Linked DNA regions of Homo sapiens: region 2 is linked to region 1. The links are chromatin loops, found by intact Hi-C in ENCODE. Cell type or tissue: heart right ventricle. All regions are shown on one strand. Each heading gives the region's core, and the rest is flanking DNA. Links, peaks and the distances in the headings are about the cores only. Region 1 overlaps LINC00970 (long intergenic non-protein coding RNA 970). Region 2 overlaps LINC00970 (long intergenic non-protein coding RNA 970).

Evidence for each region. A loop is a pair of places that touch in the nucleus more often than their neighbours do. Peaks named below come from ENCODE experiments on the same cell type or tissue, not always from the same donor. Only the 100,000 strongest peaks of a DNase experiment are listed, where the experiment ranks them.
Region 2: a loop joins it to region 1, with 2.6 times the contacts of the local background. A loop is called at or near these places in 5 of 110 quality-filtered maps.

The regions. Positions count from the first base shown.
Region 1 is chr1:168,913,383-168,928,811 of GRCh38, reverse strand. The region is part of intron 3 of LINC00970 (long intergenic non-protein coding RNA 970); the gene reads left to right. Among named protein-coding and RNA genes, the nearest start is that of LINC00626, 130 kb to the right of the region's middle. RefSeq lists an enhancer at 6,807-6,976. In heart right ventricle, for the core only: no CTCF peak of the experiment used is centred there; a DNase peak (open chromatin) is centred at 7,847; H3K27ac peaks cover 2,126 bases.
Region 2 is chr1:168,964,426-168,979,854 of GRCh38, reverse strand. All of the region lies in intron 3 of LINC00970 (long intergenic non-protein coding RNA 970), which reads left to right. Among named protein-coding and RNA genes, the nearest start is that of LINC00970, 110 kb to the left of the region's middle. In heart right ventricle, for the core only: no CTCF peak of the experiment used is centred there; no DNase peak of the experiment used is centred there.

The sequences.
Region 1 (15,429 bases), core at 4,716-12,715:
AGGATCATGTCATCTGCAAACAGAGACAGTTTGACTTCCTCTCTTCCTATTTGACATCCTTTATTTCTTTCTCTTGCCTTATTTCCCTGGCCAGAACTTCCAAAACTATGTTCAATAGGAGTGGTGAGAAAAGGCATCCTTGTCTTGTGCCTGTTTTCAAGGGGAATGCTTCCAGCTTTTGCCCATTCAGTATGATATTGGCTATGGGCTTGTCATAAATGGCTGTTATTATTTTGAGGTATGTTCCATCAATACCTAGTTTATTGAAAGTTTTTTTTAACATGAAGGGATGTTGAATTTTATCAAAGGCCTTTTTTCTGCATCTATTGAGATGACCATGTGATTTTTGTCTTTAGTTCTGTTTATGTGATGAATCACATTTATTGATTTGCATATGTCAAAACAGCCTTGCATCCAGGGGATGAAGCCAACTTGACCGTGGTGGATAAGCTTTTTGATGTGCTGCTGGATTTGGTTTACCAGTATTTTATTGAGAACTTTTGCATCAGTGTTCATCAGGGATATTGGTCTGAAGTTTTATGTTTTTTGTTGTTGTATTTCTGCCAAGTTTTGGTATCAAGATGGTGCTGGCCTCATAAAATGAGTTAGGAAGGAGTCTTTCCTTTTCAATTATTTTGAATAGTTTCAGAAGAAACAGTGTCAGCTCCTCTTTGTATCTCTGGTAGAATACAGCTGTAAATCTGTCGGTTCCTGGGCTTTTTTTTTTGTTTCAGAATTTGTTATTGGTCTATCCAGGGATTCAACTTCTTCCTGGTTCAGTCTTGGGAGAGTATATGTGTCCAGAATTTATGTGTTCATTTCCTCTAGATTTTCTAGTTTATTTGCTTAGAGGTGTTTATTGTATCCTCTAATGGTTGTTTGTACTTCTGTGGGGTCAGTGGTGATATTCCCTTTATCATTTTTTTATTGTGTCTACTATGTAGCCAACAAACATATGAAAAAAGCTCAACATCACTGATCATTAGAGACATGAAAATCATAACCACATTGTGATACCATCTCACTCCAGTCAGTATGGCGATTATTAAAAAGTCAAGACACAAAAGATGCTGGCGAAGCTGTGGAGAAATAGAAACACTTTTACACTGTTTGCAGGAATGTAAATTAGTTCAACCATTGTGGAAGACAGTGTGGCGATTCCTCAAAGACCTAGAACCAGAAATACCATTTGACCCAGGAGTCCCATTACTGGGTATATACCCAAAGGAATATAAATCATTCTATTATAAAGATACATGTACGTGTATGTTCGTTGCAACACTATTTACAATAGCAAAGACAGGGAATAAACCCAAATCCCCATCAATGATAGACTGAATAAAGAAAAAGTAGCACATATATACCATGGAATACTATACAACTGTAAAAAGGAAAGAAATGGTGTCCTTTGCAGGGACATGAATAGACCTGGAAGCCATTAACCTCAGCAAACTAACACAGGAGCAGAAAACCAAACACTGCATGTTTTCACTTATAAGTGGAAGCTGAGCAATGAGAACACACAGATCCAGAAAGGGGAACAATACACACTGGGGTCTGTTGGGGTGGGGAGGGGTGGGTAGAGGCAGGGAGAGTATCAGAATAAATATCTAATGCATGCAGGGCTTGATGCATGCAGGTGTTCCGTTGATCTGTGCAGCAAACCACCATGGCACACGTTTACCTACGTAACAGAGTTTCAAGTCCTGAACATGTATTCCAGAACTTAAAATAAAATAAAATAAAATGAAAAAGAAAACAAAGTTGTTTGTTCTTAGTAACAGTAATGAACTCATCATTAAGATATCCGTGGATAGAGATTTCCAAACTTTCTCAGTCTTAGTGTCCATAGTGTCTCAGTAATTTTTTTTGGTGCCTCTAGGTCAAATTAAGTAACTGAAAGTTCCATTTATTAAGTAGTTGGGCTAAAACAACTTCATACATATTTATGTCCTAATAACTTGTGGATTATATAAAGAAATATGTATAAAATGAACAAAAGTATTTTTGTTTTATTCTTAAATAACCTCAACTACTTACCAATGGGATGTGTACATGAAGAACATAGGACACACAAATTGGAAGAAAAGAGTACATTTTTGTTTTATCTTTAAATAATTTTAATTTCTTACTTGTGGAATATATATACCTGTTAGGCACTACTTATCTTTTTAAATCGGGGAATCACATTAAAAACTACCACCCTTATTTTCTATTCAACATTAATTTTCATGTCAGTATCTACTTTTTACCACAGCAGCCACCAAAACCCTGTTTTTCAAAGATATGATGTTACTGAAAGGAATGTGGCATGATCTAAAGTGGAAATTGTAAACTATCTTGAGCTAGTAGTACATGCAGTATATTTCACTGTGTTTTCCTTTGACATTTACGAGATATTGGGCCACTTCTGTGACTTTGCTGCAGAGCCCTGGGCATCTTAGTATATGGTTTGAGAACTGTGGCTGTTGAGTGAGATCATTCTAATTACCATACTGACCCAAGCAATCTATTTTGGTAATAATATACACCTTATATCTGGTGGTGAAGTTCCACCCTGAGTCTTTCAATCCGTGTTGAAATCACTGAGCTCATTTCAACCTCAGCATCTCTCACCTACAGAGAACAACTTGGACACTTTATAAAGACGCTGGGTTTCCCTTCACCAATATATTTTTTAAGGCTTTAGTAATGGGAGTATTTTGAGGACTGGTCATAGTTGGGTATGAGGGTCAGTGGATGATAAAATTCACTTCAACAGTCTTTCAAAGTCTCTCTGGATAACTTTCTTAATAACATTCCAAGAAATTTATGAAATATCAACTTTATTTCCTGTGGCCAATGTTGAATGTAGAATTGAGTCAGTTAGGAAAGAAACCAAACCAAATGCCCATCAATGATAGACTGGATTAAGAAAATGTGGCAGATATACACCATGGAATACTATGCAGCCATAAAAAAAGAATGAGTTCATGTCCTTTGTAGGGACATGGATGAAGCTGGAAGCCATCATTCTCAGTAAACTAACACAAGTACAGAAAACCAAACACTGCATGTTCTCACTCATAAGTGGGAGTTGAACAATGATAACACATGGACACAGGGAGGGGAACGTCACACACTGGGGCCTGTTGGGGGGTGGAGGGCAAGGGTAGGGACCGCATTAGGACAAACACCTAATGTATGCAGGGCTGAAAACCTAGATGATGGGTTGATGGGTGCAGTAAACCACCATGGCACATGTATATCCATGTAACAAACCTGCACATTCTGCACATGTATTCCAGAACTTAAAGTAAAAAAAATAAATAAATAAATAATAAAAAAGAAAAGAAAAAATAAGATCCAGCAGCTTGAACTAGTGTATTAACTTTAAAAATCTGTTTACTGCACCTATATTAATAAATTCAGTTAATTAAATTGCAATGCCTTTCTTAGTCAAACACTCTCAGAATCCAGAAATTAGCACATATATAAACCATGTCTTTCCTAATATAACTTACACAATTTTTGCAATTATTGTAACATAGATTTTATCTTCTCAGATTTGGGGCACACTGGGAATCTGATTCTAGTTAGGATTCTGGAGAAAGTGAAGGGTGGGGTAATGAGCCATGAAGAGAAATAGCTTCCAATTATAAATTAACTTCTACAGACTAGAGAGTTGCAGGGTCCTCGGGAAAGGCAGGGGTAATTATTTGAGACAAGGGAGAAGCTACTTCCATTGAGAGAGGAAACTAAATGGAAGCTGTAGGTTCTTGATTTTCCAAGTCCTCCAAAACCCCCCATTAGTGCTCCATTCCAATTTTGGGCATTTCATGTGTTCTCTGTCAGTGTCCACATTTTCAGAAAAAGGCCTGGGAAATCTGTGAACTCAATGGATGTAATTCAACAATGTGCATGGTAGAACTTAGTGCTTATTATTCATTTATTTTAGCTAAGTAGCTATAAGAGATTAGAGGCAATTTTACAAAATTATATTAGTCCCTATAATTGTTTATAATTTTAACTAATAATTTAGGGTTATAATATTGTCATTTGACTTCATCCTTCAATTCTTTAGACACTTTTTACTGTTCTATGGCAATGGATACTTGTTTCCCCTCCTTCCAACTGGTTTGTGATCGTCTCAGGTAATCACAAGTAATAATTTTCAGAATCTCTATTTTAAACATTTTCAGCCACATAAAAACTAGAGAAAATAGCATAAATAAAATATGTACATACACCACTTATGTTTAATGTTTACAAATATATTGTCAAATTTATTTATAGACAAAATGGCTTTTCATTGCAAATATGGAAATATGCATATTTAAAGCAATAATATTTTCTTCCATGAACACAATACCATGACTATACCTAACATATTGAACACAAATTCCCTAATATCATCAAATCACAGGTCACAATTTCATTAGTCATGCTATCAATCTGTGCCAAGAGCATCAGTATTCCCATCCCTTAATGCTAGCTATATTTTCACTGCCTTTGTCAGCAAATAAGCTACATAACAAATTCCATGTATTGTTTTGTCCATTCCTCTTTCATTATCCTATAGCTCTGTAAATTGCAATAACTTCTACTAGTATTTTTGTGGGAGTCAAGATTCTATTAGTGAATAAAACAGAAATTAATCTGGTTAACTTAAGTGGAATATAAATTTATAGGAATAATATCCCATACCTCCATTTGAAGGATAATAGACTAGGCATAGATGGAAGCCAAAGGAAATGAAGCATAGTCAAAGATATGCCATAGGAGTTACCCTCTTAGATCACTGCTGGTTGGCATTGTCACCATGCGTCCTTTGTGATCTCACTACTGGGGTCTCAACTTTGTAACTCTGACCCTGAACCTCCGGGTCATTCCTTCAAATTTCAGAGGCATGAGCTCACACTCTAGCTGACAGGAAGTAAAGGGTGATAATGTCTGTTCTTGTAAATAAGATTTTATCTCTCACTCATATTGGGATTCCCCCAATTATGAAAAAATATATAGATGTTTGTTTCAGGTCAGATTCTCCAAATAGCAGGCTTTGAGATAAAGATTTGCTCAACTGGATTTTAATGCACATAGACCAAACATTGTGGGAGGAAATGTTCAAATTTGAAGTGTCTTTCAGCACACCTAGATGTCTAGACTTACATAGAAATATCTGGGATGTTTCTTATCTGGTTTCGTTTGTTTGTTTGTTTGTTGTTTTGGATGTTTCTTATCTGTAACCATAATGACAAATGGACTATGACTTGTACCAGGAAAAAAGCCAGAATGCCTCTACATTTTTTCCTAGAAACTAAAAATAAGTACAAAATGTGGGAAATATATTATCTAGCATGAAAACTTTTAACTAGGTGAACAAAGTTAGGCAACAGAGTGAGCAGCTGTTTGACTTCACTTTTAGTTACCATGGCGGCTTTTAGTTAGGACACAATCCTGAACCATTTAAACTGGGTGATCAATTGAGGTCATTGCATTCTAATTAAGCATTCCCCTTTGAAACAGATGCAGATACTTTATGAATACGTTTTCCTACATATCCTTAATATGCAAAGTTGATGTGCTTTCTCAATTTTGCAATTCAGTTATTTAAATCATATGCTTTTTTTGTTGATCAATAGCCCTTATTTGTTCATTGAAAATGCCATTATCCAAATGTTAACAATGTGAGTTTTACCTAATATTTTTGAAGTTTGAAATATATAACTCTAAAAAGTACAATGATTGACAAAAGATGACTTAGCATGTTATGTGTATGTGTAGCTCTGTGTGTGTATACTTGAAATTCAGTGCTTTAAAGTAGTTGCTATTTTTGAGATATATAAACAATAAAGAATCATCAACTTATTGATCGCCATCAAGATTGTTACAATATCCTTGCAGTTGTACCTTAAATTCTGTGTCATCCAGTCTCTGTTATGCAAGTTGGTCTTTATGGAATCACTGACAGGTCACTCTTAGTTCAGCAGATTCTGTTTTCCCTATGCATTGTACTTTAGCAAATCATATTTTACTCATTATATTAGTATAAATTTGAAATTAAGTAATCATAAAAATAATCCAGTTAGGCCATTTTTTTTGTTGGATTCTTTTGGTGCCTTCTCTCTCAGATAAATAATGATCTACTGAGAACATTATTCAAATTCAAATGAGACTTTTTGTGGCTGTTTTTTCTTTATATCGTTAACATGTCTGTGTTATCTGCCAATCATATGTAAGCTGCTTGATGGCAGGAGCCCGGATTTTAATACCTGCATAGCCCATGCAAGATCTAAGTCAAGTTCACATTTGGTCAGGTCTGTGGTGGCATGTGGCGATCAACCCTGCAGTGTGCAAACATCATTAACAAGAGACTTTTCTGGCCCTCCTGGCTCGAGGAAATGGAAAGGAAGAATGAGCTAGTCAGGAGACAAAACTAGAGGCAGTAGGAACAGTGGCCCTGAACTACATTGAGTCAGTGGTGGATTTAGGAAACCTATTGAGGAGAGGTGGAAAGGACAGACACTGGAAGCCAAAGTGGGCTCAATTGAGAAGGGACATGCTGGGCCTGGACAGAGCCAGAGAGCACATGAGAACCACTCTCGACTAGACAGAAGATGATGACAGGCATGAGGACCAGGACCAAAGTTCATTAAAGTTGTCGTGGTGGAAGGCTGGGATCATAAAGAAGAGGGACCAAATCTGGAGTGATGGAGCGGGGAGTGAAAGAGAAGTGGGAGTGAATGTGACGAGGGACCAGAAGAAAGATATCTAGGTTCTGTTCCAGCTGCACTTATTCCTGATCATCCCATGGGTCTGGCCTACTTCTGACAGATGCACATAATCAAATATGGTTTATGTAGCTGTCTCTGGACTTTGCTTGCCCTTACTTGCTCTCTTTCTTTCTCTCTAGCTCTCTCACTTTCGCTTTTGCTCTCTCTCGTGTCATGAGACCACAAAATACAATTAATAGGTAATTCAAGTCATTACTATCATAGATATTAAAGCCAAGAAAATGACACTTCTAAGTTCAGCAAACTACATGAAAAACAGTAGCATGAATAAAGGATACCCGGCATGGTCCAGAATGATAACAAAGAAAAATGGAGAAGTGGTGAGGGCAATTTGGAGATGGCCAGTGAAATGACAGTTGAACTTATTACAAGCCAGATAGCAGTCTGGAGTCTCTCTTCAAGCTAGTTCTAATTTTGAAACAGTGATGGAAGGCAGATATTATTATTCTGCTTTTAAAATAAGGAAACTGAGGCTCAGAAAGGTGAAGTAACTTGCCCAAGGTCACATAGCTCAGTGACAAAACCAGTATTCATATCTGGATCCCTCTGACTCAAATCTGGGCCTCTTTCTGCTTCTTTCTGAGGAAATTCTCATTTTGGGAAGATCCAGTGGCTTCTGGATCCCTCAGAGCCATGTCTTTCTTGGTGACCTTTTTCCTGATATTGATGAAAGGAACAGTTATCAGTGGAGTCTTAAAGATTTACTCAGTGGAGTCTTACAGATTTACTCATGGGCATTCTGTGGTACCCCCCAGAGCCTTTGTTTCTTGACACATTCCCATCTCCCACTTACCTAGATATTACAAATGGAATAGTACAAATGAATAAAACAGTTTTTGATAAAAAAATAATGTGACTCAAACCATTTATGTAACTGGTCTTGAATGCATGGTCTGCTGCTTCCTCACTGGAGCTAGATTTAATTCTTAATTCTGCCGCAGAAGGAGAACTTGAGTACATCACTATTCTCTGTGCCTCTGGCCACTTGCTTTCTGCAGGAAGGACATTTATAGAAACTAGAAGGACGAGGAAACTGCATCTAAACTCCCTGTGTTGGCGGGATCAGCAGTTGTAAGCTGCTAGGAAATTGCCAAGTACTGTTGAAATTTCCGTGCCTGATCCAAGATGTTGTTTACGCACAAGGCCCAAATCTTTCCGGTCTCAGGAAATACCAATGATCTTTGGCTGAAGTCAATATAACAAACAACCTTAAGAAGTTATTCAGAAACTAATTCTGAAAGCCTCCCATGGTCATACAAGGCAAGCCAAATACTGACATTGTATGTGGAAAATAAGGCTGCAATTAAACATTCACGATGGATCCAAATTTTATATGGTCTACTTCTGTCTGGGAGTGTGTGCTTCCCTAGGAAAGGAGCTCAGTCAGAAGTTGACTTGTGATTCTGTGACTTCCTGCTGGCCTTTGAAGGCTTGGTATCATTAGTCATCATGGGGTGATTTGTTTACCTTTTAGTCATAACTGATTAGTACACATTCATTCATTCATTGAACAAATATTAGCTGAGACTCTACTATGTGCCAGATTCTGGGTAGGAACTGAGGACACAATGCTAAGCAGAAACAAGCACACTTCTTATATTCAAGGAGCTTATAGTCTAATAAAGGAGAAAGATAAATAAAATCACAGAAATACGTAACTTCTAACTGTGAGTAAATTGGAGAAAATGATAGCCACGTTTTGAGAATGCGTAGCATGGATTGAATCTAGTCTGCAGTGTTGGGGTAGATGTCCTTGGGAAATGATGTTTGAACTGAGATTTGGAAAACATGGACCACTTCATGAACCCTGGGGACTGACGATGAATTAAGACTAGGATTTGACAAATCCCTGGAAGTGTGCAGACACTAACATCTGAGCAGTCAGCAGAAAGCTTGTTGGTTTTAGCTCTTAAGATGGCGGCATATTTCGGCAAAGGAAGGAGGAGCCCATGCTTGTGCAGACACAGCCTCATCCAAGTGTGATCCATATCCTCTCTCCAGATCATCCTTGATATTTGGTTTGGTTTGCGTTAGCCGTAACCCATTTCTCCTATATGTTTTACAACATCAGAATCAATTGATCAGCTCCCTCTTGAAAGTCTTGTGGTCCATTACTAACTACTGAGCTGATTCTACCATTTTCTTTCTTCTTTTCCTGCTTTCCTACCCTCTATCCACCATTCTGACCCCATTCATTACTGCATTTCTTCCAATTTTCTCTCTCTTTGATTGTTATACACACATTATAACTTATACACATTATAAACATTATAACTTATACACAAGTTATATATACATTATAAGTTATACACAAGTTCCAAGACTTTTAGGCTGTAACTGTGACCACTGAAAATTGAGACAAATGCAATTCCTGAGTCAGGTGTTCCTAGGTACAGTGAGCAATGCACACAGGCATCTTTTTATGTAATCTTCCCCCCACCATATAGCGAAATCTAGTGGAGTTGAATCACTTTTATGATGAAATTTGCCCAAATCTATCCTCCTGTGGATTATCTTTACCTGGGAAATATGTGCGCTAAGAGCTTTTAATAAAAGAACTGTAGTTCTCTTCCTTTATTGTGTTTCACCGAGGCTGCAAGAGGTGTGACACATAAGCTGAAAGTAAATTGAATAGGAAACTGAGGTTTTGTTTCCCTAGCAACGTTAATTCAGTCTTCTTACAAATGGAAATAACACTGGAGGCCTTTGTTTCTGCATTCCCAGCTCTACAGGGCAATGTGACATGCTGAGCACTCTGGAAACAGTGCTGTATAATAGAATTCTGCAGCATTTACTTTAGAATTTTCTCTCGCTAAATTTCATACAACCTTGTGGGCATTCTGCTGGAGCTGATATTCATCCTGTTTGCTGAAAAAAATGAGGACAGAGGAATATTCAGTGTTGTGACTTAGTACATCAGGGCATTCATTGTCAGCAGGGCAGGGCACATTATGCAAGGGCAGAAGGAGGAGTTTGGTGATTCAAGAACAATCATGGCTAGAAGGATCTCCCTATTGTTCAAGGTCAAAGTGGACAATGGTCCAGTAGCTCAGATATTCAGAGCTGGAGCACTGGTGTGTAGGAAGAATAAACATACCACATACATGGCCACTTGTTCTTACCTTTCATATGTGTCTTGAATATTTTATACACAGTCAAGCAAGTTTTAATAAAAACCCTAAAGATATAGTAATCCACATTTATCCATTTGAATAATTTGCCTTCAAAAGGCGTTGGTGAGATTTGGTCCATTTTCAGCATCTAGGAGATTTCATGGGCATATTTCTGGGAGTCTGGGAGGCTTTATAATACAGTGGTAGATGTCCAGGGTTCTAGTGACAGACTGCCAAGATTTAAATATTGGCTCCACCAATTTCTAGCTGTGAGCTCTGGGGAAGCCCCTAACTTTTCTGTACCTCCATTTTCTCATCCATAAAATGGTCACAATAGTACTGTAGGGTTGAAGAGATGGTTAAACTGAGACATCTATTTAAAGCATTAACAATGCCTAGAGCCTTGTAGTAAGTGCTTAGTATGTGGTAGACGTGGAACTGCCACACACTCCCACCTATTTGCGGCAGGAAGGGAGCACTTGCCAGATCTTTTTGAGCCCTTTGGGGAAAATTTCACTAGAACAGACAAATGTACAATTTTTCCCTCGCTAATTTAATGATAATTTGTCCCTATTTTGTAGCTGCTTCTTTAGCCATGTGATGGGGCAGGGGCTTGGGTTCATGGAGGAGAAGCAAGGGCAGGAAGAGGTGGAGGAGGAAGAAGAAAAGCAGGAGCTGAGAAATCCAGTGGCTTCAGAGCTGCAAACCGGTTGACACCCACATACCTCCTTCCTCTTTTTCAGCAAGGTTTGCCCATTCCCAGTAACTGGAGACCCTGTGAAGGACTATGAGTTGCTTTTATCCCAGATCCCTAAGAGCCAGCTCTGAAACCTAACTCCTCAATGTGAAGTTACTCACCAGTTATTATGTAGCTCTGCATCCTGCAATAAGAAAATGTGATTAGTACAGCAGCCCTGCTCATCCTATGAATCCAGAGATCTGCGCGGGTGTGATGTGAAGGCAGACTCTTTTTCACTCTTAAGGTTAAGCTCAGAAAAAAATAAAAAAAGGACTAACTCCCTGTTTTTCATCTTAAACATTTACCTTGCAATTTCAGAAAATTAGAGGGCATAGTATTCACTTAAGACAGTGTTAAGACTTCAGATCAAAATCAACTGAAAGAGCAAATGCCATATTTTCTCTTCCTGTTTGTAACTACATGTCACTTTATTGAAGCCCTAATTGTGGGGCATTCCTCCTCCTTCTCCTCCCCATTCAAATTCTCATGTTCCTGAGAGATATTAGAGCACAAGAGACATTCTGGCCAAATGCATTCTTGGGGAGAAATTCTGTCCTATATACAGACACTAGGAAGGGCACCCTTAGTTACTTGTGATCTGGCCTGCAGACATCTCCCTGCATTTCCCCTCCACATGTCTTTCCCACTTCACTCTTCAGGGGCACTAATCCTCACAGGATTGCCTCTTATCTCCAGCCCTGGGCTTATGCTGGTGCTTCCACCTGGAGTACTTATCCTCTTCCTGTACTCTCACCTCAACTTGTACTTTTGCAAACTCATGCTCCTTTAGACCACAATATGATCTTCCTGGAGACACCTTCCTGACCACCCCCAATACCCTTAAGGCATTCTTTCCTCCGGAATCGCTTAGACATTGTTCACATCTCACATTTAGCACTTGTCACATGAAACCCCATTGTATAAAAGTGATGCATGTTTGTGTGTGTGATTGGTTTCCCCTATACATAATGATAACCTTAAGGATGGGGGCCAGGTCTTGTTCATCTTTACTTCCACAGTGTCTGGAATAGTTTTTACACAGAGATAGTTAATAAAAGCCCCTTTTATGTATGAAAGAATGAGCAGTGTCCAGCCTCCTCTGCCACCTTCCTGCCAGGTACTGGACACCCTGGGAGGACACCTCCCCCAAAGGTCTCCTCATCTCTCCTTTGACCTTCCAGCCTTCCCTACTTTCTCACTTTTGGCTCTGCCCTGGTCCTCATAAGGGCTTCCTGAGACTCAAATTAGATTTCCAAATCCAAAAGAGAGCAGCAGACAGTGCAGGAAGCCCATAGGCCAAGCTAACCATCATCGGCCCTATCATCAACAAAGGTAACTGACTAAAAGATTTGAAGGTACAAGAATTTTCTTTTTTTAAATCCTACCTTCAGTGGAGTGTGGTAGGAGCTGAGGAGAGGAGAGACTCTATGGTGCCAGCTCAGTCCAGTATCAGGTATTATTTTACCTCCTTTAAATCTTTTCTGTGCTGGTTTCGTATTTTGTGGGAAGGTTCTGTCAATATTTTTTCATGTGTCCTCTTCCACTGCATGTCATTAGTATCCTACAGTCTTGATCAAGCTTGACTTCTTCACATAAAAGGTCAGTTATGTGAAATTCAAATGCCAATATGAATATTTATGGTCAGTAGTAGCTCGTGATTAAGTCCCAGGCTATTAGGTAGGAAGATAATGGTATTATTTGATTGGTGCCTAACTGAAACTAATTAATTAATTCCCTTGCTCTCTGCTTTTCTCTGGTACCTGTGACATCTTTGTGGAATGAGTGTTTTCTACAGGAAACGTGGTTTCTTGATTTCTGGGTTTGTAGAAATCAGTGAAATTCAAGGAACTTGTCAATCAACATGTACTTTTTATTATCTGTTGTGACTTTTATGGACACTTTAGATGTCACGGGAGAAGGAAGAGAAGGTCATGTAGCTTTTCCCCTTCTTTTTCTCACTTTTCTCTAAGTAGATAGTGTTATAGGACTGGGTCTGAAAGCTACACTCCTCAATGGGCTTGATATGGACTATAAATATTGGAGGCCGTGTGAAGAGCAAAAGGGTTACATGGATTAAGTGCTAATGTGAGGTGATCTCTCAGTGTCTATTGGCCAAGATGAGGATGATGGCAACAGCTAACACTTACTGACACTTATTATTCTCAGGGTTTCCCAGGTATAGTCTCATCGAATCTAAATTATAAACTATTAGGTCTAGATGATTATTATACCCATTTTACAGCTGAAGAAGATGTTGCCTAAGTCACTTATCCAATTTTATGCAGCTTGTGCATGTCAGAGACAGAACTCAAACCTGAGTCTGTAAGATCCTGAGAGCCAGACTCTTCCCAAAGATACTATCCTGAGTTATGGTTCATGTTGATTCCTTCTCCATTCTCAGGGTTCCTGAGTTCCTGAGGGATAATTGTGAGCAGTCAGGAGCAGATGAGGTTCTGGAAGACCCACATTTACACGAAAGATAAAATAAGGGATAATCATTTCCACAAAAAGGTTTACCATAGTGTCACTTTAAGGAAGAAACTCCCCAGTAACAACAGACAAAATATCAGTTGTTGTATAGAGATTCATACTACACATCTTTTCTTCAAGCACATAAAACAAAGCAGGACTAGATTTTAGCATTGGGCTGAGACACAGTTTTTTGGTGTTTGGACCCTGAAGTCATGTTGAAATGATTGCTGGGTATATTAGATGTTTTGATTTTCTGAGATAATTCCGTTAAATCATTCTGGAATTCTTACAGATTTTCCTTGTATACTGTATATATAAGGGGAGCTTGGACTTTCCAGAACATTTGTCTGGGTCTTATTATATTTATATATATATATACATATATATATATACACACACACACACACACACACACACACAGAGTAATGTATGTGTTATTTCTCTTTTTAAAACCAATAAATGCCTTGTGATCTTTTCAATAGTGGGACATCAAAGTTTACCTAGTCAAGTTTATTTTTTCTGCATGTCATATTGTGATTTAGTGGCCTAGATTTCATCCCTTTCATCCCTGTAAGTGAGCAACCTACATTATTCAGATTCAGGTTCAAAAGATGATTGTGGAGCCCTACTACGTGCTGGGCACATCTCCTTATGTTTTCTTATGTCATCCTCACAACAACATCATCTTATGGCTGGGATTCACAGATGGGAACTCCGAGGCTCAGAGGGTTGTTGCTACTAGCACAAAGTGAGATCAGCAGCTGGGATTTTGACTCAAGTTTCAAACCTTACAGGAAGAATGGTGCTTTTATGATATCAAAGCTCTGTTCTCTATTTTCTAATGGATTATGTCCCTCCTCCCTAATAAGTCAGTGAATGGTTTATGGTATCTTTAAAACACAAGTACGTGAATAAAAATCAGATTTTACTTTTTATGCTATTAATGTCTTCAGCATTTATACCCAACATGAATGACATTGGGCTTCTCATGCCCATTAGTTGAGTTTGGCAATTATGAGCCAATTGCTTAGTTTCCAGCAGAGACGGAATTTGGAGGTGGAAGGCTCAGCTCCTCAATGCCTTCTATCCCTGTAATTATCCCTCTGAGTAATTGCTTTGTGCCCTTTGGAGGTGGAAAACAATAACCAAATTGCTGCAAGCTATTTGTGAAAATGATGGTGGGATTTTTTAAAGGTTCATTTTTAACTTTTATGTTTTGAAAAGAGCACATGTAATAAGATCATCTAAAACTGGGGTCCATGTTAAACTGAAATTAAAATCTATCAAACCGGATCATAGTTTTTTCAGAATCATGTCAAAAATCTTCCTGTCTCTCTTCTTTTGAGAGCCCCCAGGATTTACAGTGCTGTTGGCAACTGCCCCAGCAGTGGGTGCTGAGGGAGGGGCTGGGATCAGGAGTGTCAGGGCAGGCTCCTTCCAGGGTTGCCTCCTGGGCCACCAGCATTCCAGGCAAGGCCTCCTTTCAACACCAGGGGCAATTTGATATGATGTTTGAAAAACAATATAATAAAATGAGCAAATGAACAGCACTTCTCTTTTATAAGACTTGCAAGGTGACTTTGCCTTTTTGCCCATAAACTCGATTTGCCCATAAACTTGAATGCAGTTTTGATGAGTTTGTTTGATTAATTAATGAGGCATATTAATGAAGCCAGATTCGTGCATTTGATTCCTATATGGACCACTTAGCTTTTTCCCTCCCCCCATGTTGACTGATTGCACTTTTAAATCTTGCCAATCTAGGGTCTTGATCACAGGCTGGCCAGTTGCCAGGCTCCTGGAAGGTACTTGCTGTTCCCTCTCTCTCACTGGTAAAGTAACACAGTGGGGCTGGGGCTCCCTCTGAATATGAAGAGTGCGTATCTTCAGAAGCAGTTTCAATGGTACTCTAAATCCCTGTGAAGTAGACTGAAATTGTCATCCTAGCTGAAAGGTAGGAAGTGTGTGATGTTCTATGCCTATACCCCCATCAGTAATTGCACACATAACCTTGAGATTGCATGGATTGCACAGACTGCCTTTATTTTTTATGGAACCCTGCTGCTTGTCGGAGGGAGTCTTGGGGTAGGGAGGCATCGGACTTTAAGAGCACAGACACTGTTTGGCAATGAAGTGTCTTGGTTTGAATTTTGGCCCCACCTCTTCGTTAGCTATGAAAACTTGAGCATCTCTTAACTCATTTAAGACCTCATATTCTTCATCTAGAAGACGGGCACAGGCCAGGCGTGGTGGCTCACACCTGTAATCCCAGCACTTTGGGAGGCCGAGGTGGGTGGATCACCTGAGGTCAGGAGTTTGAGACCAGCCTGGC
Region 2 (15,429 bases), core at 4,007-12,006, 52 kb before region 1:
TCAAAACCTTAGACAAATAGCTATGTCCACAACATTCACATATCTGGATATACATTTTTACAGAGTAAACAATAAAAAATAATACAGGACACTGTAATGAAAGGCAAATTCCTATCTTTGATAGGCCATCTAATGAGTTGGGATTTATAATCCAGACAATCTAAAGCTTGGCTGTGACAGGAAGAAGAAAGATGAGAGAAAGCTATGGTGAGCCTGGAAATGCAGAGCACGAGGGCATATTGAACAACCGGAGATCAAAGAGGCCAGTGGAAATTCAGCCAAAAGGAAAAGCCAGGCCAATCTCCTGAGCGTGAGACAGAGAAGTTTCAGTTCTGTTATTTGGAAAATCTTCTGAAATGCACATAGTAAAAATGCTGTCCTGTGCTTTGCATCAAGTCCCTTTGACAACAGCTACAGAAGCTGGAAAGATTCAAGCTTCTCTTTCCTGTGTTGCTTCAAAATGCTGGTACAGATTTGGTCAGTGACATGATGCCACCCCATGACCCTGTGATCATATTTTCTGATGAGCCCTAGGGCCTCCGCTCAGACTCAGGAGCTTATTCCACTTGGTGTCTACTCATTCATATCTTGGCTATTGTAATGTGTGGGACCATCCAGACCAGGTGCATCAGATATCTGCTTCCCCAGATATGATGCCCCATGGGTCCAAGCCAAGTCACCTGGTGTATTCATTTTCACACAGCTGTAAAGATACTACCTGAGACTGGGTAATTTGTAAAGAAAAGAGGTTTAATGGACTCACAGTTCCACATGGCTGAGGCGGCCTCAGGAAATTTACGGAAGGGGAAGCAGGCACCTTCTTCACAAGACGGCAGGTGAGAGAAGAGTGAGGAGTGAAGCAGGAAGAGCCCCTTATAAAACCATTAGATCTTGTGAGAACTAACCCACTATTATGAGAACAGCATGGGGGAAACCACTCCCATGGTCGAATAACCTCCCATTGGGTTCTACCCTCAACATATGAGGATTATAGGGATTACAATTCAAGATGAGATTTGGGTGGGGACACAGAGCCAAATCATATCACCCGGTTTCCTGTGGAAATGGATGGAACAGTATAGCCTATTGACCATACAGGCAGGTTGAAAAACAGGGGCTCACTGTCTTCAAAGGAGCAACTTGATAAAATCCTATGCCGCATCAGCTCTCAGCTCTCAGCTCTCAGCAATGACGATGTTTGAAGGAATTGCAAGGCAACTCCGGATTCCATCACAGCAGAATATTTACTGGAGGTTCTGTGTGTCTTCCTCCAGTTATCCACCTGGCTTCCTGAGAGCTATCCTTTATATATGGAAACCAAGCAGAATTCTGAGTCCATGTCCCCAGAGAAATCCCTTAATTAGCCCAGGTGTGGGGGCTACGTAGGGCTGATGAGAAAAGTTAATTGAGAGTCGGAGGTTTAAACAAAGAAGGGTGTTGTTTTGGTAGGAAGGACAGGGTGCTGACCAACACACAGAGGCTTACTTGTGAAAAGATCAACTGGACTTGCAGCTTCTGCTATGGTATAACTTTAGAAACGCCAGGAAAAAGACATCATCTTTTCAAAACACCTTCTCCTTTCTGATTGTTGCTGCCTAAAGTTTCTTTCACTTATAAGTAGAAGAGCAAATATAATTTGAGGTTAAAAAAAAATCACAACAAAAAACCTGGGCACAGCAACATCTCAGCTGAAATTCACTTTATGGGGGAACTAACCGATCCATCCTTGGGAGAGTAGGTTGTCATGAGAATAGGGAAATGTAGGGGTATTTTTTTTCTATTGCTGGCATAACAAATGACCAAAAACACAGTTTAAAACAACACACATTAATTGTCTCACAGTTCTGTAAATCAAAAGTCTCGGTGATTTGGCTGAGTCCTGCCCAGGGTTTCACCATACCAAAATTGAGATGTCAGCAGAGCTGCTTTCCTTACTGAAGGCTATGTAGGAGAATCCACTTCCAGGCTCACTCCGGTTGCTGGCAGAATCCAGGTTTTTGCAGTTGTAGGACTGAGGTCTCTGTTTCCTTGCTGTCTATTGGCTGAGTCATTCTCAGCATCGAGGCCACCTGCCTTCTCTGGATTGTGGCTCCTTTTATCCATCCTCAAAGTCAGCAATGCTGGTTGCATCCCCACGCTCCACATCTCCCTGCCCTCTCCTCTGCCTCATTTCTCCCGCTGCTTCTTTTGCCACTTCTCTCTGACTCCAGCTGGAAAAATTTCTCTGCTTTCAAGGACTTATGTAATTAGACTGGGCCCACCAGATAATCCAGGATCATCTCCCTGTCGTAAGATCTGTAACCTTCATTATACCTGCAAAGTCCCTTTTGCCACACAATTTAACATATTTATAAGACCCAGGGATTGGTGTGGACATCTTTGGGAAGGGGAGCATCATTTGGCCTACTACAGAGACAAAGGGGAGGAGGTAAGCCTTTTTATACACATGACTTCATTTAATCCTCACAATTACAATGAAGAGCCAGGAGCTTGGAGAGGTTGAGAAACTTAACCCAGATAATGTGGATAAAATTTGGCAGTGTTGGGCCAGGCGTGGTGGCTCATGCCTGTAATCCCAGCATTTTGGGAGGCCAAGACAGGCAGATTGCTTGAGTCTAGGAGTTTGAGACCAGGCTGGGCTTCATGGCAAAACCTCATCTCTACAAAAAAACACAAAAATTAGCCGGGTATGGTGGTACATGCCTGTAGTCCCAGCTACTTGGGAGGATGAGATAGAAGGATCTCTTGAGCCCGGGAGGTTGAGGCTGCAGGGAGCTAAGATTGTATCACAGCACTCCAGCCTGGGTGACAGAGCAAGATCATGTTTAAAAAAACAAAAAACAAACCAACAACAAAAAAACTTGGAATCTGAATACAACTGTATCAACTCATAGACAAATAGAATATTAGATCTAGAAGAGGCATTATAAACTATCCAGACAGAAATTCTTACTCTAGGTCCATAGATCCAATGTCCATGGTTCCATCAGGGAGTAGGAGAGCCAGAAGAAAAATTGAAAACAAGGATGGGTGTATATAAAAGCATGTCTTTTTTTTTCTTTTGGAGAGAGTTCATGGTTTTTGTAAGAACCTCAGAGGGCTACTGCAAAAACAAGCAAACAAACAAACAAACAAACAAAAAACTTATGAAGCACCAAGCCCCATGTTTCATTGACTGGGTTTCTATAAACGTCACCAATAACTGATTTTGTTGTTGCTGTGAAAGAAAGATACCTAGCCTTGAACTGGGGAGATCTCCTCTGCAGATCTCCTTTACATCCATTAACAATTTCCACTTCTATCCTAACTTAATTCCATTTATCAACAGCAATATAATCCTATAGGGAAGGGGTTATTTAAAGGCTGGCATAAAGCCAACTAGATATTAGCACACCACCTAGGACTTCTCCATTGTTGTCACTCAAGTTGTCATAAGCAAGGAGATGATCTGATACAGCAGAGAGGCATTAAAAAAAGGGAAAGGCTGTGAAGTTTTGAAGCCAAAGTGTAGGATTTCTCTTTCAAAGGCCAGTAATTTTAACCTTTATCTCAACCAAGCCTTTTTAGCTAATTTCACTTACAGTTCCTTTGGTTTTCTGTGCCAGCCTTCTTCACTTCTTTCATTGTTTACCTTTTTCACTCCGGATTTTGATACCCTTGAGGTCACGCCTACTTTGTGCCAGGCACTGCACTTCAATTCATAACACTAAATAGCGGCACTTTTTGCAACTATAGAGCTTACAAGCTCATGTTTCATCATCATCATCATCATTAGTAGTAGTAGTAAACAGACTGACCTAAATTGCCCACCAGATACTTTGGCCGTAAAATTTGTTCAACATTATATTGTAACTAATGCAACTAAAGCGCAAAATCAATTAATTATTAAAATAGTTTACTGACCAATGAAACAGGAACAAAGGGCTATTTTCTATAATTGTCTAATTATAGAAGGAGAGTGGAGAGTATTAAAATGTTATAGTCCTTATAACCAGATTTCAAGATAATCTTATATACTAAGAGAACAAAAATACAAAACAAAGTAGATCTTCTTTGATTTTTCTTTTAATTGAGGCAGAATAAAATAGACGTAGACATTGGATGGAAATACCTTCTGGGATACATATGAAAGTAAGAAAAGTGAAAGCAAATTAAAATTTCCATTCAAATAAAATTATCAGTCACTGGCTTTGCATAGCAGAAACAAATAAGACCATATGACTTTGGATATATAACTTAAAAGTTCTAAACTTCAATTGTCTCACCTGTAAGGTCATGACAATAATATCTTCCTTACTATATTTATATAGAGTAAATTGAAAAAATTAAATTATGTAATTTATTATTTGTAAGTAATTACTGTTTAAATAAGAATGCATGTCACAGTAAAAAGTATCTTGAAGACAGTAACAGATTTTCAATATTATTATTATTAGATTGTATTGTACTTGTGTTTAAAACATCAGTGAAAAAGATAACTATGAAGGATCCAAGATGTATCATTGTTCTTAGAAAGAGGAAAAAAAGGACTCAAGATACCTTCAGTAAACTGTAAACACAGGAGAAACCATATTATTTTTTTCAGTTTTATCGTGACTTCTTTTGGTGATCTTCTTTTGTTTTTTTTTTAGATAGGGTTTTGTTCTTTCTCCCAGGCTGGAGTCACAGGTGCGATTATAGCTCACTGCAGTAACAAACTCCTAGGCTCAAGTGGCTAGGACTCCCACCTCAGCCTCCCAAGTAGCTAGGACTATAGGCAGGTGCCACTGTGCCTGGCTAATTTAAAAAAATATTTTTGCAGAGACACGGTCTCACTATGTTGCCCAGGCTGGTCTCAGACTCCTGGGCTCAAGCAATTCTCCTGCCTCAGCCTCCCAGAATGCTGGCATTACAGGCATGGGCCACTGCACTCAGCCTTTGGTGACCTCTTAGTGGAGTCTTTGTCTTTTAGGAATTTAGCTAATCATCTGAATCATACCTGTACCTACTACAATGATAAGGTCCCAGTGTCAACATAGAAAATAAGTCACTAACTTAAGGAAGATGCAAAGGAACATGGTTGTGGTTTGACCTCAGTTGTGTTTTGTGTGGCCTTTTGAGAATATTAAAGCATGGAGGCCAGGTGCAGTGACTCACACCTGTAATCCTAGCACTTTGGGAGGCTGAGGCAGGAGGATTGCCTGAGGCCAGGAGTTGAAGAGCAGCCTGGGCAACATAGTGAGACCCTGACTCAGTATAAAAAGAAAAAGAATTTAAATTTAAATAAAGAAAAAGCATGGAGCCTGAGGGTCCTCAGAGGACAGACCTGCAGCGCAGCCTGAGGAGGACCTTGTCTTGCTGTTACCACAGAGCATGAAAAAGGTGAGTGTCTCTACTTCACATGTACTTATGGCGTTTTCCCAAGGAATAACCTCTCCATGGACTAACTTTGCAAAGGTCTGTCTGGTTTGTAACTGTATCCCATCTTAACACAGTGCTTTGTATAGAGTAGATCTCAATAAATATCTTTTGAATGTATGAACATATGACTCAGCGTTTATGCAATTTGGTTCAAATATATGGCAACAATACAAAAACAGCTAGCTAAGCTGTACAGTGCTTTGTCAATATGGTGACATGGTGGATCAACTGTTGGCTGTGTAGACCGAGGTATCTACAATCACTGGCTTCTATCAATGTGTACGTCAGCCTGTTTACACAAGGAAAATACCTCATTCCTCAACGAAACCCTTTTCTATGGCCACAGTTTTTCCAAAAGAAGAGTCCTTAGATGGGATGAAGGGAAGGACAAAGAGATGAAGGAGAGGCAGACAGACACAACATAACAAGCTATCACTACTACTGTATGAATGATCTAGGTATCCTGTGTCAAAAGGAAGAGTCTAGGCCTTGTGTTCTTTTTCACATTAATTTCTTTCATCTTGTGTTTTAACACACCTTTAAAAATCCCTCTGAAGATAGCCCTGGGCTCTGCAACTTGCCATTTTGTACATTGAGGCAAATTAATTTGGGCTTCACTTTCCTCATATGTAGGATGAAAATAATCAGGTATGACAGGAGAAGGGAAGTAGTCGGGCACATGTGTTTTGTAATGAAGTCCCAGCCTGATCCTGTGGGGGAGCTTTGAGTATAAGTAATCCTGCGGCCAATTATCATTGCTGGGAAGGGATGGGGAGAATGTAAATTACTAGGCCCCAGTAGCCCTGAGTCAATCCACTGGAAAGAGTTGTAAGTCCCCTATTTAAACACATAAGCACATATTTACTGGAGAGGAATACACAGAACTCTTAAGTAGGGTCTAAAGGGACCTGAACAGAATCCCAACAGTGTCAGCCTGTGTTGAAGGTTAGATGATACCTGCATATAAAGCCCTTAGGATGGTATCTGGCACACTGTAAGCACTTACTGGACGTTTGCTACTATAATTAATATTTTTATTTTCTTCCCTCCAGTAGTAGAGGCATTGTTCACCATGGCTTCATTCCAAGCACAGGTTATAAACCCAAAAGCTGTCGGGTAATGTAAATTGGAGAAACTGCTAGGAGGAAGACTGGGAGGATGTGGGATAGGGTGAACTGGAGCACACCTGCACCACTGAAAATCAGATATTTAAAATGAAGTGTTTATAAAACACTGCACACTCAAAGTCAAGTCAAACAAAGCCAAAGCGAAAACCCATCTGGCTGTGGACTGTCAATTTGCCAAGGCTTGCTCTTAACCTTTCTCAGGATCCCTACCCTGCAAGGCATTCCAGTCCTAGCAGGACAGGACTGGGTTTGGTTGTACACTTACCAGTGCTCTTTGCCAGGCCTTCTGGGAAGCCATGAGACCTTGGAATGCTTTTTATTCGAGTAGCCTGTTCTCTCCTCCCTGGCTGCATAAACTTCTGATGAACTCCTTTCTCCTAGTGGAGGCTCTGAACTTCATGATTGCATAGATGCTTTAGTCTGCCTGCTTAGTGTGTTCCCTAATCTGAAAGAGGGTCTGTGATGTAAGGGGTGGCACCATGCAATGGAGAGTGGGCATTTGTTTTTTGTTCATCAGGGAGTAGTTATTGAGCACCACCAAGTTCTATGCTGGGGGCTACAGATCTTAATGTGAAACAGACTGTGTGTGTGTGTGTGTGTGTGTGTGTGTGTGTGTGTGTGTGTTTGAGAGAGAGGGATAATTTTTTCAGATAAAAACATTGTTCAGAAGATCCCGTCACCTTCCTTCTAGGGAATATAAAGCATCGGGATGAAAAATTGCTTATCTATCTATCTGTCTGTCTGTCTATCTATCTATCTATCTATCTATCTGTCTATATCTATCTATCTATCTGTCTCTTTATCTCTCTATCACCTTCATTTAGGCCACTTGACTCACCCCTTTCCCAGCACCTCTTAACATTCCTTTCCTTCTCATAGTGACTCTGGCTTTGTTAAATTTACCATTCAACCTTATACCTGCCGTGTGTATAGCTCTACACTTAGTCATTGAAGGTGGGGGTTTGTGTGCAAGAGAAAAATAAAAGGCAGTCCTGGGGAAACAGAACATGCTTTCAGTGAGCTATCAGAGATGTAGGACGATGTACAAAACAATGTTGACTTGTAAAGACGAGACTACAGGTGCTAGAAGGGGAAGGAAGAGAAATGACTTAGTGATGCGAGGGAAAATTCTCTGGTCATAACCTGGCATGACTTTTGCCTAATTTGTACATTATATTTCCTTTATTATTTTTGTTTTATTCTATATTAATATCGTTTCTATGATTAAAATTTAATATGTGTTCCTCATAGAAAATTTGAAAGGAAAGGAAAAGAGGGAATTAAAAACTATCCACAGTTCTATACCCAGATGTAGCCACAATTGAAATTTGGTGGTTTTTTCTTTCTAGATACACACATTTTCACTTTCCTCAGACCATTCTCTTTTGAAACTTGCTTTTTTTCCCCCATTTAATACATTATCCTGAACTTTCCCCTATATAATTAGGTACTCTTATACATGTTTCTTAATGGCTATGTAATATTTTATCACATAGTTGTACTATAATTTATTTAAACAAACTCTTATTTTCTCCCCAAGATCTGTGTCCCAGTCCCATATTCCAACTAAAGCCAAATTTTAAAGCTATCTGCAGGGCCCCAGAAGACAGCAAGACGGCAATAGATGATTTGTTCTGTTCCTCCCCAAGACTTCAAAGAACTGCAAGAAGATTAACTGCTCTGTTGCATTTCCACAGTGACTACAGTGACAACTCAGCTCAAGGCTACTGCAAAGATAGGACTGAGGCTGATGTAGGGTGCTTGGGAGGCAGGATGGGCTGGGAATGAAAGGATTTCCAATGGCCAGATAGAGAGCAGCATTAAACCCTTCTCTTACAGGCTTCTTTCAGCAAGCAAAAGAAACCAGCTGAACTCCTAGGATTGTTTTGAAAGCCCAGGCAAACGGCACATTTGAGAACTGAATTTGGCTCCATTTGTGCAAGAGAAGGTGGGTGGCTTCAGCTGCCTAGGAAACAGGCTTTGAATATGCACTTCCCGGAATTCTTTATGATTCTCTCCTGAAAAGGTTCCTAGTGTTCCTGATAAAGGATTCCTATTATTTGGCATTTGCAGGCAGCCTAGTTTTGGCAACATTTAGCTCAATTCTCTATGTCAGTGAGCTCTTGTAAAGCCCTGTATCTCCTCAAAGCGAGGCCGAGGCCAACATCCTTCCTTCTCCCTGCCTCTGTCTCCTTCCCCCACTGGGCCTCGCTCCCACCTACCATCCTTGTGCATACTTTTATTTCCAATGTGAAAGCTGAAACTCTGGCGCAGTTAGGTGAAGCTACACACGGAGCATCTGCTACAGCATCTTCAGTGTTTCAGGATGCTGCTTAGAAGAGTAAATAGCATCTGCAGGATGTGGGTGCTATATTGGAAATGAAACAAACATCACCATTATCGGCTGAATTTTGACCATGCTGAAGGCGTGACATAGACTATATGGTCAAAGCCTCTAAGACCGTACACTAAAATAAACAAAAATAAGACTTGGACTGTCCTTGTCCAGATTGGTGGTGTGGGAAACAAAGGTGACAGAAGGTCTAGAAAGAGCAGCTTTGGTCTTCATTCATTTGCCTATTCATTCAGTGGATCTTATTTGCTTAATTAATTAATTAGCATGTCACCTATGAGACCAGCACCTCTCAGCAAAAACTAGCTGAGCACTTCACCAGACTGGGGAAGCTGAAGTTCTGTAGAAAGGTTGGAACTATGTAACTTGCTGAGAAAGATGAGAAGGGGAGATAGAGTTGTGAGCCTAAGAGGATATTTATTCCAGGATAGGATTCTCACTGTAATCCTATTGGTTCAGCATGCTGGCAGTGGAAGGGGAGCCAAGGTAAGCAGTAATAGGAGCCCTGCCTAGGGAGACTTCTGTTTGGGGATTCTGTCACTATTTCATGACACACACACACACACACACACACACACACACACACACACAGTTTCTGCATTCAAGAATCTTGAAATCTGTGGATACAAATCATAGAGAGTTGAAAAAAATTTACAGTATGATACAAAATAACTAGACTTACCACGCTAAGTTCTGTAGGAATATGAAAGTGTTTCTTTTCTCAAGAATTTTTTGATATTTGAAATAAAAGAATATTGTTTTGAAATCTTTTGTGCAGCAAGTGACCATACCCTAATTTACCCTTTCTTTGTATATATCTTTTATACATATTGAATTTCATTTGAAACAATTTTCTACTATAAAAGCCATTGAAAATCCATGATCTAGAGTGTTGACTCTGTGGAAGAAGTGGGGGAAAAGACTTGAAAGATAGGCTGGAGTCTTATATAGAATGACCTTAGAAGCTATAAGTGTAGAACCAGATATAGGTATGAAATAGATACAAATACAGTTAGCCATTTACATACCTATATAAAATATGTCCTGCTAGAGAAGAGGCATATGCAAAGAATTCTAATAAAGTTAAGTGATCAATATATTAATTGAGTCAATTGAGTGGCAAATCTACCTGAGCTGGCATATGGAATATTTTCCCACCTTAATCAGGCAATAAGGTTGAAATTGATTATTAAATAATTAAATAAAGACGTAGACAGAAATTTGGGAGTCTAGTTGTGTAAACAACCCCATTTGAGGCAAATGGATTAGATCTCCAATTGGCAGAGTGCATTATAAATAGGACTCAGCAAGGCTTGCAAAGAGGCATTGCTCTGGATATGGGCAGTTCTAGAATTCACTCCTCAGCTGAAATCACTGGTTGATAATCACTCTTTTTGAGTTGAGAGTTTTCTAGTTTGCTTGTAAACCTCAGATCACTGAGGTCATATTCCCGTTTCTTTTGTTAGTTGTGTCTTTTTGCTCTAAGAAAAATTATACAACATATATAGATGAGATACTATTTTCCTTTTAATGCATTATCATTATATGTATTTATATATGTACATATTTATATAATATATTTTATTACATAAATTTAAGGTGTGCAATGTAATGTTTGATGTAAATATCCATGGTGAAATGATTATTATAGGTAAGCAATTTAACAGATTTTTTTTTGTGGTAAGCACACTTAAAATCCATTCTCTTGGCAAATCTTGAATATATAATACAATATTAATAACTGTAGTCCTCCTGCTATACAGTAGATCTCCAGACTTATCTTACACAGTGACAAGTTTGCACCCTTTTTCCTACATCTCCCCATTTCTTCCTTCTCCCCATCCCTGGTAACCACTGTTCTACTCTGTTTCTATGTATTTGACTTTTTTTTTTTTTCAGATTTCACATGTGAGATCATGCAGTCTTATTCTTTCTGTATCTGGCTTATTTCATGGAGTATAATACCAATTACAACAACATGGATGAAACTGGAGGATGAGATACTATTTTCTACCTGTCAAGACTGGCAAAAATTTATAAGCTTGACAATACACTGTGTTAGTAGGCTGGGGAAGCAGGCATTTTTATGCATTGCTGATAAAAATGTAAAATGGTACAACATTTATGGAGGTGACTTTGTTGATGCATTTACCCTTTGACCCTAGAGTCTACCTTAAAGATATGCCTTAACATTAAAAAAATGCAAAAGTTTATTACAGCATTATTTATACTGAAAATGTTTTGTGTATTACCTAAATGTACAAGCATAGGAGGTTAGTTGAGTAAACTATGGTGCATTCACATAGTATAGTGCTATATAATTATGAAAACAATGAGAAAGGTCTCTATGAATTGATATGGAGTGATTTCCAAAAGATATGTGAAGTTAAAAAAAGCAAAGTATATATATAAAGCATATATATATGTAAAAGAGTATATATATATGTTATATTGCCCTTTGTGTAAGAAAGAAGAAATTTTAAAAACATATGCATATATTTATCTTTACAAAAAGAAACACAGGGAGAATAAACCAGAAGACAATCAAGTTAGCTACCTACAGATGGTGTTGGAAGGGAAATGCAGAGGAAGGGACATGGAAGAGAGTGGCACTTTCTAAGAACATCTTTCTGTACAGTTTTGTTTTTTAGACGCATGTGTATGTTCTACCTCTTTAAAAAACATGTAATTAAATCAACAAGGATGGGAGGAGAAAAGAACCTAATGCTGAAAACCAATGAAAACATATGAACCCTAAGATATTTTGAATGAATTGCATAACCACACAGAATGAAAAATGGGAGCAAGCTGGCTAACTTAAGAACCTTAAGAACATGATATTTGACTACATACCCTAAGTCTTAGGAGGAGGAAAGCGGCAAACAAACCCTGAACTTTTTTGAGTAGGCTTTCTTTTTGTGGTTGTATGAACAAGGAAATTCTGAAACTACTTTAGATGTATTATAGGATTAAGCAAATGAATAAATGCACATATCTTGTTGGGACCCAGGTATTCATTGTGGTGAATGGATATATATGAAATGGTGTAGGGAAATCCATCCCCACAGGGGATGGATTGCATTTAATGTTATCTGTGCAAACTTGTGATTTCTAATCTGTGTAGATTGTTTGTGTAAATGTATGTGTGTGTATATATGTGCACTTTTCATGTACATATATTTGCATGTGTATGTGTGTGTATAAAAATTCATGTATTTCCTAACTTTGTCTCCTAAAAGCAAAAACACCCCAATAGCAATGAGCCCAGCTAGCATCTAGACCTTGGTTTCTAAATAGCATTTGCCCATGAAAGGAATCAGAGCTTCTTGGAGAAAGGGAAAATTCTAGATCTGGGACAGGGTAGGTAGAGAATAAGTCTGGAGTATTTTTTTATGTTAGAAAGTAGGAAAGTTCTTTAAAAAGAAAGAAAAAAAGATACAACATCCATCAAAAAGGGGCTCTCATTCACCAAAGTCTGAGACAATTTAAACACCAAAAGAATTAAGAACAGCAATGAGCTCATATTGTTAATCAATAGATAAACAAACACATAAATGGGTGAGAAGCGAGGGCTCTTGCCTATAGTAAAGCCAAGTACTGACTAGTAAGTGTGGAGAGAATGTCAGAGTTGAAAATCCATCATTTTGCAACCATCATAGTGAATACTACTTCAGGCAACAATCAATGATGGATACTAAATCTAGTAGGGCACTCAGATAGACCAGGCCTGGGAGCGAGGCATGACACTTCCACACATATTCCACTGACCAAAACTCATTGACATGGCCACACCTAACTTCAAGGGAGACTGGAAAATGTGGTATTGCTGTGTGCCTGGGAAGAAGAGAACACAGATATTGGTGAGCAACAGCAGTCCTTGTCACAAGAACTTTATATATAATATATATTATATATAATTTATAAATAAAATATCACAAATACCTATATATATATGTTTTTGGTATTTATGATATTTGTAAGCTTTCAGAAATTTTGGCATACTGGATTATCTAACTGTGGTAACTAGTCTTTAAGGAGAGTCATCCAATGAACCACACTTCCCAATATTTACACTCTTGTTCAGTCCCCTCATTGAATTTGGGCTGGTCTATATTCATGTTAGCCAATAGAAGGGGGTGGAAGTGGCTCTGTGCCAGTTCTAGGCCTAAACTTTAAGAGGACTGGTAGCTTCTCCTTTTTCTCCGTTGGGTCTCTCTCTCTCATCTTCAACTTTTATTTTAGATTCAGGGGGTACATGTGCAGGTTTGCTACACAAGGGTATATTGTGTGGCGCTGAGGCTTGGAGTATGACTGAACTTGTCACCCAGGTAGTGAACATAGTACCTGACAGGCAATTTTTCAGCCCTTCCCCCCGTCCCTCTCTCTCCCCTCTTGTAGTCCCCAGTGTCTACTGTGGAACTCTCACTTTTGAAAGTTATGTGGCATCGTGTAAGTAGTCTGGCTGTCCTGCTGGAGAGTCCATATGGAGATGCCACTTGGAGAAGGGACACTTGGGGCTGCTTGGTGAGAGAGAGGCCCAGCTGTCCCAGCACACTCCAGTCAAGCCTCCAGGTGGTGCCAGCCCCAGGTCCTGCATGATTACAACTGAGTGAGAACTGCCCAATCAAGCCCAGTCAACCCACAGACTCTAGGAAGAAGTAAGATGATGGTTATTCTAAGCCACCAAATTCTGGGGCAGTTTGTTTCATAGCAATAGATAGTTGAAACACCAGCAGCTAAGACTAATGATTCTAATTTAAACTGAATGGTTGATTGAGATGTGTAATTTTTTAATATGAAAAGTAGGAGGGGAATTAACTATGTATAGAAACAACATGGTAATGCTAAGAGAATATAAGATTCACCATTGTTTTGAGTCTTATTTATTATATTTATAAAAGCTACTAAATATTCGGTAAGATTCTATTAGTCAGATAATTAAGTCTTACAGAGCAAATAAAATAGATTAAATTGATTGATACATTTTAATGTTCATGAGTATTTAATCAACAAATTTCTTTCTTAAAAATGGTGCTCAAGTTTTCTAGATTCATAACTAGAATAACAAAATTTGTAAGTTGAAGTAAAATGCCTAAGAAATACGATTTCTTAGCCAGGCATGGCGGCATGCATGTGTAGTCTTAGCTACTTGGGAGGCTGACACGGAAGGATTGCTTGAGCCCGAGAGTTCGAGGCTGCAGTGAGCTATAATCGCACCACTGCACTTCAGCCTGGGTGACAGAGTGAGATTCTGTCTCTGAAAAAAAAAAAAGAAAAAAATTAAAAGAATTAAAATATTTAAGAAAATAACAAAAGAAGTATTAGATTTTAAAATTATTATTCAGAAAATCAAATATTAATGAAAATATCCAAAGTAATTACAGATTGACGTGTGTGTGTGTGTGTGTGTGTGTGTGTGTGTGTGTGTGTGTGTGTGTGTGTGTTTGCGCTACCTAAAAGCCTACTCTCGGGGATACCAAAATTATTTTGATAATATTGTTGACGGCTTTTAAGCCTAGGGACTTGGATCCGATACATTTCCAGGATCTCCAGTTTTCATGCTTTGCCCTCATTGCTTCTTTTTTTCTAAGTACCTGTGTGAGTACCTCAGTGAGTACCTCCCTTTCTCAGTGAGAATTCATGCAAGGAAATTAAGGAACAAACACCCTCTTCTCCTTGGCTTGAGAAGCAGCTATACCTGGGTGAAATGTTCATAGCTCTTTAGCATGACTTCAATTATGATTTTTGTTTTGTTTTGCTTTTTGGTGGAGATGGAGTCTTACTATGTTGCCCAGTGTGGTCTTGAACTCCTGGCCTTAAGTGATCCTCTTGCCTCACCTTCCCTAAGTTTTGGGATTACAGGCATGTGGCACTGCACCTGGCCTGAGTATGCTTTCAATCTAGATTTTTTTTTTAAAATAAAGAACAAAATCAGGCCCAATAAAGTGATCTTGGCTGGGAGACCCATGCTGGCTGTCTTACCCCATGATAGGAAATTTAGGACTAGATATCTATAGGTAAATTTCCAAAATAGTAACCGTGACCCCAGAAGGGCTCTCTCATAATCCTGATGTGCACAGAAGGGCAGAGTTCATTCTAGAATGCATTCCCCGACTTTCCTCCTCAGTTTGTTCTAGACCATCCCACGTGGTTGATGGATGGCTAGAACATTGGCTTTTGTCCCTGCTTATAGCACCTGAGACAGTTTCAATACCTGTTTTCAGGGAAGGATTGTATCTCCTACTCATGTGACACCTCTGTGTTCCTAGAACAGTGTTACTCCCACCAGTGATGATGCAGATTAGGGGAAGGCCAAAGGCAGAACTGAGAGAACTCTAGACCCAGAGACTTGACAGCTTGGCAGATAGGTCATAGGACAAAAAAAAAAAAAAAGAGTCATTTCAGAAACCTGATGTCAGAATTCCAAAATTCCAAGTTAGGGACCAGGTTTTCCACGATGGATTTTGTTTTTGAAGGCATAGAGATAGGGAATGAAAACTTTTGAAATAATATATAAAGCCTTATTCTGGGGCAGTCGATGAGAAATTA